Regions from separate parts of the Homo sapiens genome. Here region 2 is linked to region 1. Evidence: read pairs that join two places in POLR2A ChIA-PET (ENCODE). Cell type or tissue: OCI-LY7. All regions are shown on one strand. Each heading gives the region's core, and the rest is flanking DNA. Links, peaks and the distances in the headings are about the cores only. Region 1 overlaps PPP6R3 (protein phosphatase 6 regulatory subunit 3). Region 2 overlaps TESMIN (testis expressed metallothionein like protein).

Region 1 (4,392 bases), core at 327-4,326:
CCCTACACAACAGTTATCCTTTGACCAAACCTCAGACACTGACTCTCTGGTTCCAGACCCGTCCGAAGCTTGCTGTAGGTTTTTGCAAAATGTTTCCGGCATTCTTGAAATAGATGCTACTTCAAGTGGGAGGGGGTGTTTCTCCTGCTGCATTATGGATCTAGGTTGACTGGAGATTTTGTTTTGGCCTTTTGACTTTGGCTTAGATTTATTTGTCATGGAAGCCCCCTTTCCTACTTCTCACCCCCTTTAGTTTTATGAGGAGGGAGATAGTTGCTAGTTAGATCAATACTCAGTTTATTTCAGGTATTGAAAGATTACAGACTGACATTTGGATACCAGGTAGGTTGGCTACGTGGTAAAGAAGCAAGTAAAAGGGCATTTGACAGTATGTGGAAAGGTATCTTATCTCTATGCCTAGCTAGGACATTTTCTTTTTTTTTTTTTTTTTTTTGTTGAGACGGAGTCTCGCTCTGTCACCCAGGCTGGAGTGCAGTGGCGTGGTCTCGGCTCACTGCCAGCTCTGCCTCCCGGGTTCACGCCATTCTCCTGCCTCAGCCTCCCCAGTAGCTGGGACTACAGGGGCCGGCCACCATGCCCGGCTAATTTTTTGTATTTATTTATTTATTTTGAGACGGAGTCTCACACTGTCGCCCGGGCTGGAGTGCAGTGGCGCTATCTCGGCTCACTGCAAGCTCCGCCTCCCAGGTTCACACCATTCTCCTGCCTCAGCCTCCCGAGTAGCTGGGACTACAGGTGCCTGCCACCACGCCCGGCTAATTTTTTTTGTATTTTTATAGAGATGGGGTTTCTCCGTGTTAGCCAGGATGGTCTCCATCTCCTGACCTTGTGATCCGCCCGCCTTGGCCTCCCAAAGTGCTGGGATTACAGGCGTGAGCCACCGCGCCTGGCCATTTTTTGTATTTTTAGTAGAGACGGGGTTTCACCGTGTTAGCCAGGATGGTCTCGATCTCTTAGTGAGCCGCCCGCCTTGGCCTCCCAAAGTGCTGGGATTACAGGCGTGAGCCGCTGCACCCGGCCCTAGCTAGGACATTGTCATGTCACAGACTGGGCAAAGAGCTGGCTTTACCCTGAGTAGAGGCTATTTACTAATTGTCACTTACGGCTGGCTAGAGTTGACCTGTTTTAGATGCATTAGTGAAGACTATACAGTTGACTGAACTTATGCAATTAAAGTTCGATAGGTTCTGAACATCTTTTTACAGATATAAGGAGGCTCTGATTTTGTACTTCACAGTAACTCTGGGGAAAACCACGGGATTATTAGTTCCAGAATTTCTTACAGTGGAAATACATAGTGACTTGAAGTGATTTGAATTCCCCAGAGATTGACTACCGTGAAATCTGATGGCCCAAGAAAAGATGAATGAAAGATTGTTTTTAGGAACATTAGAGAGCAGGACTAAAACGGCTGCAGACTGATGTTGAGTCAGACAGACTTGGAGAAAGCTGTGTGGGACTGTTAGTTGGAGCCTTGGGTTTCCTATACCTACATGTAAATCTGAACAAAAATTCTGGTGGCAGAGACACACTTTGAGAAAAAAGAGCTTGCCTGAGAACACATGTCACACTGAGACCCTAATCAGGGCAGTTCACACTGCCTGCTCCATGGTTGGCTGGTCAGATTGGTTGGGCTTTGGTCCTCAGATGGGCGTAGCGGGAGGAACACTGACTAGTCTTGACAATTGACTGAGGCTTCCATTCGTGAGAATCATGGTTTTGGGCTGCAACAACACTTAGACGTCATTTATTTTCTATTTATTTATTTTTTTGAGATGGACTCTCAGTCTGTCGCCCAGGCTGGAGTGTAGTGGCGCGATCTCGGCTCACTGCAACCTCCGCCTTACAGGTTGAAGCGATTCTCCTGCCTCAGCCTCCCGAGTAGCTGGGACTACAGGCGTGTGCCATCACACCCAGCTAATTTTTTATTTTTAGTAGAGATGGAGTTTCACCATGTTGGCCAGGCTGGTCTCAAACTCCTGACCTCTAGTGATCCGCCCGTCTTGGCCTCCCAAAGTGTTGAAATTACAGGCATGAGCCACCACGCCCAGCGCATTTATTCTTACAGAAAAATGGAGGCCATGCAGAAGAATGGAACCAGAAGGAGCAGAGAAATCTCAGCCCCGGTGATTCCATAGGATTGTGATGTTCCAGACCACAGTTTTAAGTGCTATTTGTTTCAAGAGTGACATCACAGCTGGATTTTACTTAGAATTCAGAATAAGTGGTTAACGTCTGGAATTTTATTTTTGGTAGTAGTATGTGTCAGTTTTTTGTCACTGTATAGTAGTTGAGGAGTTCTTTTTTGTTGACATAGAGATACACAGGGTTTGTATTGCCTTTGGACAATGGACAGGTCTCATCTGTCTCTTTTGTCTGCAAGTGAGACCCTGCCCCTTCTGAGTAAACAACACTCTGTGAATGACTGTCCCTTTTCACTGTGGACTTCTTGTTATTACACCCTTAGATGGACTCAGCAGCTATGAGATCCTCCCATCATAGGTATGGTATTTTGTAACAAAAGTACAGAAACACCTCCAAGGTGCAGTGAATGATCTCAAGGAGAGAAATGGAGTATTATAGGATCATAGAGAGGCCTCGAGGTCTAACCAGCTGCTCTGCGGAAGTCAGGGTGATGGTGGTTTCAGTGTTGGGGAGGTTACAGAGTTAGTGTTGATATGCAAATTTTCTTCCTCCAAATTTGGAGTATGTTATATATGTTTTAATGTATATAACTGTGAATATGAATATAACATTAGAACATATATAACATAATTTCTGCTGGTGGAGTAGAGATCATAAATTTGAGGTTTGCAGTTTGCTTTCTAAAACATCTTTTAAGTTTATTCTTTTCTGGCACACAGGACGTTGTAGGGTAACTTTGCTGTGGAGTCTCACATTTTATATAGAATCATTTTTTCAACATAGTGTGGATAATCACATACGCCTTGAAGGATCAATATATGTTAACAGATGATTGGATCTTTTTGATTTTGCACTTAATTTCTTTACAAATTCTGCATTATAACCAGACAGCTCTATTGAGGGTTTGCAGATTTTTTCTGTAAAGGACCAGTTAGTAAATATTTTAGGCATTGGAGGCTAAATGGTCTCTGCAAGGACTCATCTCTGCTTTTGTAGTGTGAAAGCAGCCATAGCCAATCTGTAAACAAATGAAGGTGGCTGTCTTCCAATAGGACTTTACTTATAAAAGCAGACAGAGAGTTGGATTTGGCCTGTGGGTTGTAGTTTGTCAATGCCTGCTCTAATCTGTTTTGTCTTTGTTTATCTTTTTGAGATAGAGTCCCAGGCTAGAGTGCAGTGGTGTAATCTGGAGTGCAGTGGTGTAATCCCAGGCTAGAGTGCAGTGGTTTTTGTTTATTTTTTTGAGATAGAGTCCCAGGCTGGAGTGCAGTATAGCTCACTGCAGCCTTGACTGACCTCCCTGGCTGAAACGATTCTCTCACCTCAGCCTCCCGAGTAGCTGGGACTGTAGGCACATGCTACTACACCCAGGTAATTTTTTTTTTTTTTTTCTTGTAGAGACAAGATCTTCCGATGTTGCCCAGGCTGGTCTTGAACTCCTGGGCTCAAGCAGTCCTCCCACCTTGTTTTCCCAAAGTGCTGAGATAACAGGTGTGAACTACCATGCCTGGCCTCTAATCTGTTTTTTTATTTTAACTTGTAATTGGACTATGAATTCAAAGAGTATATATCAGCATGTGCCCAGATATTAAACATTAGAACTGACACTTGTGTACCCACTAACCAGCTTAGGAAATAGAAGGTTGCCATACCTTTGGCTCCCTGTGTCCTCGTCTCACCACTTCCCTCTTTCTGACCTCCCCAAGGCAAATACCTTGTATGTATCATTTTTCTGCTTTACTTTATGGTGTTGCAAAGTATAAATGTATCCTTATATAATGTGACTTCATTTTTGCATTCCTTTAGACAATGTAAATGGAGTCACTTTGTTCTTTTTTTGCCCCCACTCAACATTGTTTCTGTGATCCTTTTATTCAGATGTTTGAGTACTTACCATGTCTTAAACACTGTTCTACTGCTGGGCATGTTAACAGTAAGCAAAGCAGATGAAAAGTCCTTGTTTTCATGGAGCTTACATTTTGGTAGGGGAAAGACAGTTAACAGATAAATGAAAGATACAGTAGCCATATGGTAATACAAACAGGGAGAAAAGTAAACCAGGAGAGGTGGGGTGTGGGGGAGTGCTTGTCTGCAGATTGAAATACAGCAGTCAACAGAAGGAGTGGAGGGACCCAGCCACAAGGCTGTGGGTGGCAGTGGGGTAGGGGCAGCATTATAGGCGGAGGGTCAGCAGGACAAGGTGCTAAGAAGGAGGCATGTCTGCTG
Region 2 (4,392 bases), core at 137-4,136, 240 kb after region 1:
AAATACACTGTCAGGAGAGTGAGGAGACAAGCCACAGACTGGGAGAAAATATTTGCAAAGGACGTATCTAATAAAGGACTGTTATCCAAAATATACAAAGAATTCTTAAAACCCAACAATAAGAAAAGAAACAACCCAATTAAACAATGAGCAAAAGACCTCAACTGACATCTCACCAAAGAAGATATGCAGTTGGCAAGTATGCATATGGACATATGCTCAACATCATATGTCACTGGGGAACTGCAAATTAAAATGGCAATGAGATACCAGTACACACCTATTAGAACCGGCAAAATCCCAAACACTGACAACGCTATGTGTTGGTGAGGAGGCGGAGCCACAGAAACTCTCATTCACTGCTGGTGGGAATACTCAATGAAACAGCTTCTTTGGAAGAAGATAGTGGTTTCATGCAAAACTAAATATATTCTTATTACATGATCCAGAATCATTGGGTAAATCCATTGATGTTTACCCAAAGGCATTAAAAACTTGCATCCACACAGAAACCTACATACAGATATTTACAGCAGCTTTATTCCGAGTTGCCCAAACTTGGAAGCAACTCAGATGTTCTTCAGGAGGGGAAGGGATGAACAGTGGTATATCCAGACAATGGAATATTATTCAGTGCTAAAAGGAGATGAGCTATCAAGCCATGAAAAGATATGAAGGACATAAATGCATATTACTAAGTGAAAGAAGCTAGTCTGAAGAGGCGACCTACTGTATGATCCCACTTAAGTGACATTCTGGGAAAGGTAAAACTGTGGAGAGAGTGAAAATATCAGTGATTGCCAGGAGTTGTGGGGAGGGAAGGATGAACAGGCAGAGCACAGGGGTGGTTTAGGGCAGTGAGACTGTTCTGTGTGCTGTAACCCTGGATATGTGCCATTGTACATTTGTCAAAACCCATAGCATGTGGAATAACGAGAGGGAATCCTAACGTCAGCATGGGCTTTGGGTTTGTGGTGTATCACTTTGGATGATGGTGTATCACTGTAGGTTCATCAGTTGTAACAAAAGGACGGCTCTGGTGAGGAATGTTGGTAGTGGGGAGGCTGCGGTGTTGGGGGGCATGGATTATATGGGAAATCTCTGCACTTTCTGCTCAGTTTTGCTGTGAACCTAAAACTACCCTAAAAAATACTCTAGTAAAAAAAATAAATAAATAGAGACCCAGCATGGTGGCTCACACCTGTAATCTCAGTGCTTCAGGAGGTCAAGGAGGGAAGATCATTTGAGGCTAGGAGTTTGAGGCCTGGGCAATATAGCAAGACCCTGTCTCTACAAAAAATAAAAATACAGAAACTTAGCTGAGTATGATGGTGTGAGCCTGTAGTTCTAGCTACCTGGGAGCATTGCTTGAAGCCAGGAGTTTGAGGCTGCAGTGAGCTATGATCGCACCACAGCACTACAGCATAGGCAACAGAGTGAGACTCTGCCTCTATTAAAATATATATATTTCTAGGGAATCATCATTAAAAAGGTTGTCACTGCAGACTCTGTCTTCATAATTCGGTAATAATGTTTCTATAGTCCATCTATTTCCAACAAACATATGAAATGGTTTACAGTAAAAGATGTATGTAATAGTACAAATAAAAAGCATGTTTAAAAAAGTAAAGCTTTATGGAAAAAAGAGAGGGACAGTTAATCCTAAACCTGGGCTAATGTGATTTCTGGTATTGAATAGATTTACTTTTGAATTTCCTGAAAGTCAAGGCAAAATTTAAAATATCAAACATTAAAGTTTTTATTAAAGTTTGTTGTTGAAAAACAAACCAGCTACCATTTTTAGGAGGCTCAAACTTTTTCCTGATAGTCATTTTTAAATATATGAAGAGAACATCCATGCAATGACAGTCTTCAATTCCAGTTTTATCGGTGGCTGGGGCCGGGCAGTGCTCCCTGTGGCTCTCCAGTCTCTGCCGGGGGCCGGGGGTTGGGAGCAGGATGGAGGCAGGGCTGGGGGAAGATGCCTCACGGTGATCCCTCCTGTCGTGCTTCCTCCCTCCTCTGAGGCTAAGGACTCCTGGGGAGAGAGTGCAGCACGGAGACCGCACAGCCGGCCCCATGCACAAAGCTGTGCCCGGTGCCTTCCTAAAGAGCGCGCCGCCTGCAGAACGGGAGGCCTCCTCCCTGCTTCGTCTTCTGCGCCCCCTCCTGCTCTCTGGATCCTCTGGCTGCTCTGATCATTTTATCTTGGATGAGGGTTCAACCTTTGAATTCCCTAAGACAGTATTTTAACTGACTCCTTACGATAACTTGTTTATTATGGTTTGAAACCGCGCCCACACTGAAAGGGGACCAGTGCTGGCAGAACTTCAGGTACTGGTGAGAGGTTTGTAAAGGGATAGGAGCATCCAAGCCGAGATGAAAAATACACCAAGCCTTCTGCTGACCTTCCGCCGCCAACAGCACCTTCTCTCCTAAGGATGCTCCCTGGCCGCCAGACTTTCTGTGCAGTGCGCAGCCTGTGTTCACTGACAGGAAAGAGCGATTTCAGCGCGTGTCATTCTAAACAATGATTTCTTCTCCGTGTCTATGAAAAAACAAGGTTTTTTTTTCTTTCGGATAAACAAAACAAAAACCCAAAACCAACAGATAATCTAACCTTAATCACAAAGGTGGTCCGAGTTATTTAGTAGGTACAGAGTAGAAAGATATGGTTAAGGCTGGGCGCGGTGGCTCACGCCTGTAATCCCAGCTCTTTGGGAGGCCCAGGGGGGCGGATCACCTGAGATCAGGAGTTCAAGACCAGCCTGGCCAACATGGTGAAACCCCACCTCTACTAAAAATACAAAAATTAGCCGGGCGTGGTGGTGCGCGCCTGTAATCTCAGCTACTCAGGAGGCTGAGGCAGGAGAATCACTTGAACCCAGAAGGCGGAGGTTGCAGTGAGCCGAGATCGCGCCATTGCACTTCAGCCTGGGCAACAGAGTGAGACTCCGTCTCAAAAAAAAAAAAAAAAAAAAAAAGATATGGTTAAATTTGCACAGCTACACTCTCAAATAAGAACATGATATGTTAATTTGTATATCGTTTTAAAATAGCACTGGCTCTCCGCCAAACACATAAGAGATGGGATTTTCTAGCTTTGTAGTCATCTTCTGTACTGTCTCTGGTCAGCATAGTGGCTTTATGCACGTCTGTATCTCGGCTTTCACTTCTCAGACGGGATTCCCTGCAAGTGGCACCTACTCAGTGAATTCTTCTCTGCCGGAAGACCCTGCAGGGCTCGTGCCTGCCCAGGTTGGCTCTTCCCTCACCTCCAGGCGTTAGCTCAGTACACCTGGCCACAGTCAGAGCATCCTTGGCCAGCGCAGGCTCCTGTGCAAAGTGGGGGGCCTGTATCCCCAGCCCCACACTGAGTTCCCTGCTCACACTTCCTCTGGGCTCCGCGGGTGGGCCACACCTGGTTCAGGATCTCCCTAGGCAGCCGTTGCCTCAGGAGAATGCTGGAGGACATTGTTCCCTTTTCCTCCCTCCACTCGGTGCCCCAGGGCTGTGCTGAGGCGCCCGAACCCTTAAGGTGTGGCTGGTGCCAACTGAGACCTGCTGTGAGTACAAGACACCCTGCATTTCAAATATTGGGTACACATAAAGGAATGTGAAATCTCAATCATTTTCATTCTGATTACACATTGAAACGATAGTATTTTGGATACATTGGGATAAATAAAAGATTATTAAAACTAATTTTACCTGCTCCTTTTCAAAGTTTTACATGTAGCTACTAGAAACTTTAACAGTACTCATGTGGCTGGCAGATCTTGCTGTTGGCAGTGTTGCCGAGAGGGACAGCAGGATGGAGGCAGCCCCCCCAGAGGCAGCTCCCAAAGTCCCCATTTCCAGGTCACCTTCCAGCTCCCAAGGGTGAAGGAGGCCAGGTGGCTCCCCCAGCAGTGCGCCTCCCTGTTCGCCGCGATGCTGACAGGACTGAAAGCACACACAGCAAGTGGGGTGTACGGCTGGCTGAGGGTTCCACGTCTCACAATGCATGTCTTTACCTCTGGTTTTCTGCCACAGACTCTGGATCCCAGGGGTCCAAAGGGAATTGCAAAGGGGAAGAATTCAGTCTTCCTTTTCTCCTCTGTGGCTTCCTGTGGCTGTGTTTGCAACTAGACTGTTCCAGACAGCTCCACAAAAGACAGCTTCCTCCCTGGTTGCTTGCTCACTTATGTGCCCAGTGCCTGGGCCCGGCAGCCACACTTCTGTCTCTGCTGCATTTGTACTTGAGTTTCCTGAACACCCTCTAAGTGGCCAACACTAGTAATGAATGCAGAAACATGAAAGAATATTCTCTCAATACATTTCAGGGTGGGTACTCATCAGATGAACACATTTTCAGTTACTAAGTTAATGACAACAATTGAAGACATTGGA

What was found. ChIA-PET counts read pairs that join two places held together with the same protein. Peaks named below come from ENCODE experiments on the same cell type or tissue, not always from the same donor. Only the 100,000 strongest peaks of a DNase experiment are listed, where the experiment ranks them.
Region 2: POLR2A ChIA-PET joins it to region 1 with 5 read pairs; 2 of 35 experiments call an interaction of 5 or more read pairs at or near these places.

The regions. Positions count from the first base shown.
Region 1 is chr11:68,466,000-68,470,391 of GRCh38, forward strand. All of the region lies in intron 1 of PPP6R3 (protein phosphatase 6 regulatory subunit 3), which reads left to right. Among named protein-coding and RNA genes, the nearest start is that of PPP6R3, 7.4 kb to the left of the region's middle. RefSeq lists an enhancer at 3,933-4,392. In OCI-LY7, for the core only: no CTCF peak of the experiment used is centred there; a DNase peak (open chromatin) is centred at 2,642; H3K4me3 peaks cover 585 bases; H3K27ac peaks cover 519 bases.
Region 2 is chr11:68,703,062-68,707,453 of GRCh38, forward strand. It overlaps TESMIN (testis expressed metallothionein like protein), which reads right to left. Exons shown (of 10, transcript NM_004923.3): 10 at 4,379-4,392. Among named protein-coding and RNA genes, the nearest start is that of GAL, 21 kb to the left of the region's middle. RefSeq lists an enhancer at 3,658-4,392. In OCI-LY7, for the core only: no CTCF peak of the experiment used is centred there; no DNase peak of the experiment used is centred there.